Regions from separate parts of the Homo sapiens genome. Here region 2 is linked to region 1. Evidence: read pairs that join two places in POLR2A ChIA-PET (ENCODE). Cell type or tissue: A673. All regions are shown on one strand.

The links. Peaks named below come from ENCODE experiments on the same cell type or tissue, not always from the same donor. Only the 100,000 strongest peaks of a DNase experiment are listed, where the experiment ranks them.
Region 2: POLR2A ChIA-PET joins it to region 1 with 5 read pairs; 2 of 35 experiments call an interaction of 5 or more read pairs at or near these places.

Annotation. Positions count from the first base shown.
Region 1 is chr11:30,421,116-30,425,115 of GRCh38, reverse strand. The region is part of intron 4 of MPPED2 (metallophosphoesterase domain containing 2); the gene reads left to right. Among named protein-coding and RNA genes, the nearest start is that of ARL14EP, 100 kb to the right of the region's middle. RefSeq lists an enhancer at 1,713-2,213. In A673, no CTCF peak of the experiment used is centred here; a DNase peak (open chromatin) is centred at 2,485.
Region 2 is chr11:30,556,630-30,560,629 of GRCh38, reverse strand. The region is part of intron 2 of MPPED2 (metallophosphoesterase domain containing 2); the gene reads left to right. Among named protein-coding and RNA genes, the nearest start is that of MPPED2-AS1, 26 kb to the left of the region's middle. In A673, a CTCF peak has its summit at 2,196; no DNase peak of the experiment used is centred here.

The sequences.
Region 1 (4,000 bases):
TTATTCACCCAGGCCTGCCCTTTATCAAAACAATATCTCTTTTCATCCCAAGGATCTCATAACGAAAGACCAAGCTACAAAGTCGTAGTGAAGAGATGGGATCAGACAGCTGGTGAGAGAGAAGCCAGCACTACCCTTTGGAGGCAGCTGGGCTGGTGGTTTGGGCTAGCCAGGCTTCCCAAGCAGCTGCAAAGGGGTGGAAATCTTGCCCTGATGTTAAGTTTTCCTTCCCTCTCCTAGCGATGTCAATTGGTGTGTGTGTGTCTCTTTGCTGCACAAGGTGTGAAGTTGCTCTGTGGGCTAATGCAAGACATCTTTTGAATTGTGCAGAAGAGGAACTTCCAGGCTGCCCAGAGGAGGGACTTGGGAGTTGGGGGTGGGGTGGTACATGGCCTTCCTAAACAAAATCCAGAGCTAAGAAGGGAAAACGAGGCAGGGAGGGGAGGGAGCAGGGGCCAGGTGTCTGCCTTTCATCTGGATATTCAAGATGACACATCTGGTGCCAGGAAAACTGCTATTTCTAACTGACGGGGAAGCTTTGCAGTCAAGGGAGGGCTGAGCTGTCAGGTGAGCTAGAGATCAAGAATTATCATGACAGCTTCATGGCATGTGAAAGGCGCTGTGAAGTGCAGTATGATTTTAACCAGCGGTGGTTAAATTAGCTTCTCTTGGACCTGGTGTGATGTGCAGTCGGAGAGGGGCCGATGGCGGCTGGGAGTGCCAGGCGTGAAGAAGGTTGCAATTCAGAAGGGCTACCATTTAGAAAAGAAAGCGTATGTGAAAATTGGCTCCCGGTTTCTGAGTTTTGCTTAATAGAGGTGCCAGGCAGCAGTGATGGCATTAATTAGTAGCTTGTCAATTCCTTCGGTGAACCTCTCTTCACCCCCTATTATAAATATTCCAAGGACCCAAAGTAACCGCTTGTCTGAACTTCCCCAATTTAAGATCTTGTCAAAATCTGACCACCTGTACTAGCTGGCTAAGCAGCCTTGACTAACCGTTTTGCCCTGTGCTCTTGCATTCCACAGGATTGTCCATGCAAGACTGAGCCAGTGAGGGAGCGAGCAAGTGAGCGAGTGAGCGAATGGCTTTCTGAAAAACTTCCACTCAAAAGTGAACTGAGGAAGTACCTTTTAATAAGTAATCAGCCAGAGGAAATCAGGCTCTGTCTAGCCATCTAGAAATGCTTGCCTATGCATTGGGGACTTTCAAAAGTCTGGAGCAGGAGGGTCTATGATTTGATGGACCATGGCTTGGGAAATTCTAGGAAGAAAAAAATAATGTGAGCAATTCTCTCTGTGTATGTATATATGTACACACACATACATGTATGTGTTAATATATATCATATGTAAATTAAAAGCTGTACATTAACCCTCTGTGCCAAAAATTTTACAAAAGTTCATTCACTTTATCCACATAGGCAAACATTCTGTTTTTATTTGTAAAAACTGAAGTCCAGAGAAGCCAATAATTGGCCAGTCTGGAACTTGAACTTGGGTCTGTTTGACTCCATAATCCATGCTCTTAACCGTTGCCTTCAAAATAAGAATGGCTAACTTTTAAAGAGCCTGCAGGTGCTCGTTACGCTAACTGGCACAGCCAACCTGCCAGCTCCTAAAGTCTGGGTGCTATGTGATCTTTGCACTTTCCCCTTCACAGCTTCTGTGCCAAATCCGAGCACAGCTGCCCCAAGGCTTCCAAGCTGTAATCCCTGCAGAAGGTGCCCAGAAGACTATAGTAATAAGAACCCAAGTCTTTTTGATGCAGCCAGCTCAGGACCTGTCTGTGCATTGAAAATTTGTGGACGTTGATTTGTAACACCAGGGCTGTGACCCTGAGTAGCCCACCTGAGGATAACAGGCACCAACTTCCTGTTTCCAAATCCTGCTTTCCTAGGACGCACCCAGCCCCCACTGAAGTTTGTGGGGGAGTAAATTGCTATTCACCTGTCCAAGCCTCCCTGGATTTATGGCTTGGCACCTCCCTTCTGCCTGCACCACCGTACTGTGTACTGCAAACACAGATGACCTTTTCAGCGATTTCGTCCTAACTTGCTTCCATAAAGAAAACCTGTTTTGTATTGACATTGTTTGGAGTAAGTTCTGCCTATGTTAACTCCCTTAGCCCCTGCCCCTGGAATTTCAGCCCAGGGAGGCCAAGTGCTTACAATTTCAAGAGCAAGGGGGAGGGTGCTTTGAAAGCATCCCCAGCTTCCATCCATCTGAGTCTTTGGTCCAGTGGCTTCAGGCAGATGGAGTTGCTCTCCTTCCTTCTAGTTTTCTAATCTCTCCCTAGAAGGGGAGAGGTTGCAGGCTCAAATTGGCCCACTGGCAATAGGGTGCTTTGTGGGACATTTTTTTACAAGTTGGTTCCCATGTGGTATTTGTTAGTCACAGCTAATTATTAAGTCCTTTGGCTGAAGCAATAGACATTGTTCCCTTGGATTCCCTCCTCCTCCTTTCCCCCCTCACCCCCATTGCTACACAACAAAACCCATTGTGGGGCTCTGGAGGTTGGCTGTGCACGTATTTTCCAGTGAACCCCTGATGGGCTCACTGCTGGGGTTTCATGTTTCAGGTTGAAACTCAACTGGATAAAGCATTATTCATTGGCACTGACACATTCAGTGTTCTGCTCTGTGTAGATATTTCTCTCACACTAGACTTGGTCCCTCACAAGCAGTTTAGGTAATTCACTGAGAGCAATTCACTGCAGTTACTCAGAACATGGATAATCTGCACAGAACTATAAAATATTAGGATTTTTAGATATGGAAAGATCATCAAGTGCCAGCTTTGGCCAGCTGTGTTCAGAGGTGCAGGTTGGAAAGGAGGAGGGAGCTGAGTGAGTAAGCAGGCTCCAAGTTCCTTCTTCCCAGTCCCCACCTTTGCATTTGCCTGCTTTGTGCATTGCATTTCTGCGTAAGATTTCTACAACCTAAAAGCAATCTTGAAATCCAGTAATTGAGTCCACTCTCATTCATTGCTCAGGTGAGGAAACTGAACCAGTGAGGACCTTTTGCTAACCTAAGGTTCAGGTGAGCCAGTGAATTAATTTCAGCATGAGAATTAGCACACACATCTCCCCACTTCTGTATGCCCCATTTGTTATGCCACGCTGAGATAATTCTGGAATCCATCAGTGGGCTGCTTTTTCCATTGCCTGCCACTGTCTTGTGGAAAGACCTTACCTAGAGGATTTAGAGGACTGGAAAGCCCCCAGAACAGCCATATCATACTATGTTTTTACTAAAGGCCACCTCGGTTGCACAATTCCATGGCACCTCTTGGAGCTGTACAGTACACAGACTAAGATTCTGTATGGAGCAGCCTTACTTTTACTTTACATATATGAGAGCAAAAACTGAAATTGTGCTAGTAGGTTTTGGTCAGCATTGTGCAAGGGAAGAACCCAGGCTTTGGAGCCAGCAGATCTGGGTTCAGATCTTGGCTCTACTACTTACTGGTCCTGGGAACATGGACAAGTTACTTGATATCCCTGATATTCAGGTTTTTAACTAAAAATAGAGCTGATAATACCTACCTTAAAAATTGCTGTGAAGAACTAAATCCAATAACTTACGTAAAAGCTCTAGGTAAAAGCACATCAAGGCCATGATAAATGTTTTTTTTTTTTTTCCTGGAATATAACTGCTCTTCTTCTCATACACATATGGATCTGAGTTGAAATAAAAGACAGACATTGTTAAACTTCATCCTTAACTTGGAAACTTCTGGATTTTGTCACAGCTTAACATTAACCAAATGAAATTTTGGGTCTCTATAAATATAGACCATAGGTTTGTCTTATCTTTTACAGAGCACTTATAAAACTGAGGATTTCCTGGGGGAATATGGCTGTGGGGTTTTAAGAGAAAATTCTGCAAGGGAAAACAGGAAAGACTGAAAAATTTAAGCCCTGTTCCTTTGCCTCTGGAAGCCCCTGGGTGTCCTGTGGGTTCAGAGATTCACTATCCTCGCTGACAGCAAAATCAGAT
Region 2 (4,000 bases), 140 kb before region 1:
GCTTTCATTTTCCTTTGTGACCAAATTTGTGGCATTCTACGGAGCTAGGGCTTGTATTTTCACTTATGTTAGTTGCTAGAGAAATACTTGTTCATGTCCTCTAGAATAAGCTAAGATATTGGTTCAGTAGGGGGTAAATGGGAGTTTTAAGACTATCTCATGCCGTGTAGCAAGTGATTGCTAATCACTTTCTGTCGTTTGTGACAACTTCTGCTTACTAAGAGTAAATGCCAGTCAGTGTTGGTTGGAAATATAAAGCAATCTGAAGCTTTTCAGGCAGTTGGCCACAGAAAATGGTTAACATATTTTTTTTTTTTAAAAAAAAAACTTGTTAGTCATCTTTTAAGCAACTACTATGAAATACATATCTTAATTGACCCTTTAAGAGGTATCCTTAAGACAGAGGACTCAGAAGTCATTGTAAGATTCTCCCACTTATTTTCTTGAAAACAAATAAACACAATAAAAATAATTACTGACTTCAAAAGTCAGTAATTTTGGTGACAAATGAGAATGCTGTATTTCATACAACACCTCCCCTCTCCCCTGAGGTTTTCTTAATTCGTGAATGCTGGTGGAAGTCAAAGCAAAGGTATGAGTTCTTAGATAACCTATAACACAGTGTGGTTACCCACAAAACATCTGTTTATTAGCTACATTATTGATAAAACTCCACAAGGCAACAGGCAGCTATAGTGCCCATTATGCCCTTTGGCATAATGTGAAGACTATTTTCAAAATAGGGCATAATGTGAAGACTATTTTCAAAAAGGAAATACATGTGAAGACTATTTTCAAAAAGAAAAGGCATGCCAGTCATAATGATATACCAACACAGTGTAGGTGCTTGATACAAAATGCCCTTTGGTTATTTGGAGAGGTATTAAATTTAGTATGCCTCACATGGAATAAAAATAATTTATTTTTGAAATTATATTTAAAAACTAAAATTAAAAAAATAACTTTCAAACATAGCTTATAATTTTTTCTATAAGACTTTGAAGGAGATACGCAATTTTGTGTTCCCATATTATTTAAAAGAATGTATCTAGGAAAAACATTTCATTCGGAAGGAGAAGATTGAGTATAGTTTCTTTTTAATTAGTAAGCTTTTAATTGACACATCATGCAAGTTAAAATGTATACAAATTAAGCATGTTCATGCAATAAATTTCCACAAAGCAAAATACTCATGTGATCACAATTAACTATGGTTTTAAAGATCATTTTTTTGTTTTAGTTTGCAAAATAATATTATGAAGTCATAAGAATTTAAATATGATTGCAATTTACAATACATTTTTATTAATAAAAGTTGTAAAGACCTTTGTTACTATTGCTCTGTGGTTTACAAAGAAGATAATTGTGAACACTGGGATCCCGTTGGGTTCCTATAGATTCCCCTGCAGCTGGGTGTTTTAGGGCATAGAATTACATATGTGACTATTGTGACTTTTATTTCAACTGGACTCTAAGGAATACTTTTCATTAGTAGTCATTTAAGATTTCCTGGAAGCTCTTCTCTGTGATTTGAAAAATTCTCTGGATAATATTTCCAAATTGATGACCTTCTGGAGTTAAAACAACTTTTTCTTTGGTCTAGCTTTAAAGATATCTTTATTTTCTATTCCATTCATCACCATTTTTTCATTGAAAAAATTAACCATGCTTATCCCACTTCAAATGAGCAGCTGCACTTTGAAACTAGATCCTTCTTTTGGCTGTAATTGTCCAAATGAGGAGGACCAGGTTTGTGGACTATTTGAAAAGAATTGGTTGTGACTCAAAGCATTTTTCTGCTTTCAATTTTTCTCTTCAAATTTTAGTGTATTCCCAAGCCAGAAAAAAAAAAAGAAAGAAAGAAGGAAAGAGGGAGGGAGAAAAGGAAGAAGGAAGAAAAGAAGGAAGGGCTGGGCAAGGTGGCTCCTGCCTGTAATCCCAGCACTTTGGGAGGCCAACGCAGGGTTATTACTTGAGGCCAGCAGTTTGAGACTACCCTGGGCAACATAGCAAGACCCTGTCTCTATCAAAAATTAAAAAAAAAAAAAAAGCTGAGTGTGGTGGCACATACTTGTATTTCTAGCTACTTGAGAGGCTGAGGTGGGAGGATTGCTTGAGTCTGGCAGGCCAGAGCTGCAGTGAGCTGTGATCAGTCCACTGCACTGCAGCCTGGTGGCAGAGCAAGATCTTGTCTCAAAAAATAAAAAATAAAAAAAAAAAGAAGGAAGCAAAAGAAAGAGAAAGAAAAAGGGGAAAAAAGTTTACAAAGTACATATAAGTAAGGCAGTTCTTACCTGGGAATAGCTGAACTATAGCTTTTGAGGAAAGAGAAAGATATAGGATGATCCCAGAATTTCAGCATGAGAACGACTATTGGGTTTGAAGTGTGACTATAAACCACTCAGCCAGACTTTTCTTTCTTTTTAATAAATTTACCAGAATAGGTAAAATAATAATAATAAAATACATACAAAATATATACGTGTGTGTGTGTATATGTGTGTGTGCATGTTCTATTGGTTGACCAATTCCTGCAATACCAATATCACTGAAAACAATTGTGAAACCACTTTTTGAGGATTGTCCTTGGAGCCAGGTCATGGGCACATAAAGAAAGAGTTCTTCATATTTTCCAGCCACAGACATTATCTTTACTCGTATTTATTTATATCTTCCTAGCAAGGCCCTTAGGTTCCAGTTCAACACGCCCAAGGAATAAAATTCATTAGTGAGTTCTCACATTTGACTTTCTCCCTCTGACCATGAGGCTCTTCTTACCAGGCTAATGTTTCTTTGATTGGATCCCTCATGGTCATTGCCATGAAGAGTTCTCACATACATATTACTATAGCAACTTTTCACTTATCTTCAAATATGTTGGACTGACTGTCAGAATGTTGACCCAGCAGTTGATCCAGATCATTCTATATAAATGGGAATATGGGAGACGGAAATAATTGCACATTCCATTGTTAACAGCACCAAGGTAGCTGGTTAGAGATGTTTATTGATTGGTTATTTAGCCAGTAGCCTTTCCTTAAAAGAAAACAAAAGGAAACTAACAATCATAATGGATGGACATGTGCTAAATCTCATAACTAGAAAGAATATTTGTAAATAAACATGAATTATAGCTCTGTTTATTATACAATAGTGAGAGCTAATAATTTGCCTTGACATAATAGCTGCTTTCGAGCTATCATGAGTCATGAATAAATGAAAATACCTATAAATTTCCAAAGTATATTTGAATTCTTATATTTTGCATTATAGGAAATGATACATTTTCTCCAACAAAGCGTTTTAATTGATATCTCCAGTTAAGATAGAAATATTCTAAAACTTACTTTAACCTTATAAATGAAATAGCAAATACAGCTGTTTCAGAGTTTTGATATATATATTATATATATATAATTTGCTTATTTGGCACAGTCATTCTTTTATTCATTCGCTCATTGAATTCCTGCTATGTGCCAGGCACACAAACAAACTGAATCTAGCACTGTTTAACAAAATTGAAATGATAATCTCATAAATGCATTATGGGGGAAAATGTTTCAATGTAATGCCCAATGTATCAGTCTTGATGCAAAATTTGTGATAGCCTAGAGTGTAAAACTAACCCCCTTATGATTTTGATTTTTTTTTATTCTGATGATCTTTTCCTCATCTTATTGCCCTAACTTGGTTCAACACTGCTTTTGGGGAATCCCTTCTCTTTCTTCTTACATTTTCTGGCCTATAGGGTCATATGGCTTAAGTTAGAACAAGGAGACCAGTCAAAAAGAGCCAAGGCAGACAAGGCAAAATCTACAGAAATGATAATAATAGTAATGATAATAAATAATATGGCTACCATTTATTGAATGCTTATTGTGTACCAAGCCAAGTGTTAATTGTTGTAATATATTATATCATAACCCTAGGAAGTGAGTGGTGTTATTCCCATTTTGCAGATAAGAAAACCAAGGCTAAAAGAGGCTGCCAAGGGTGACCT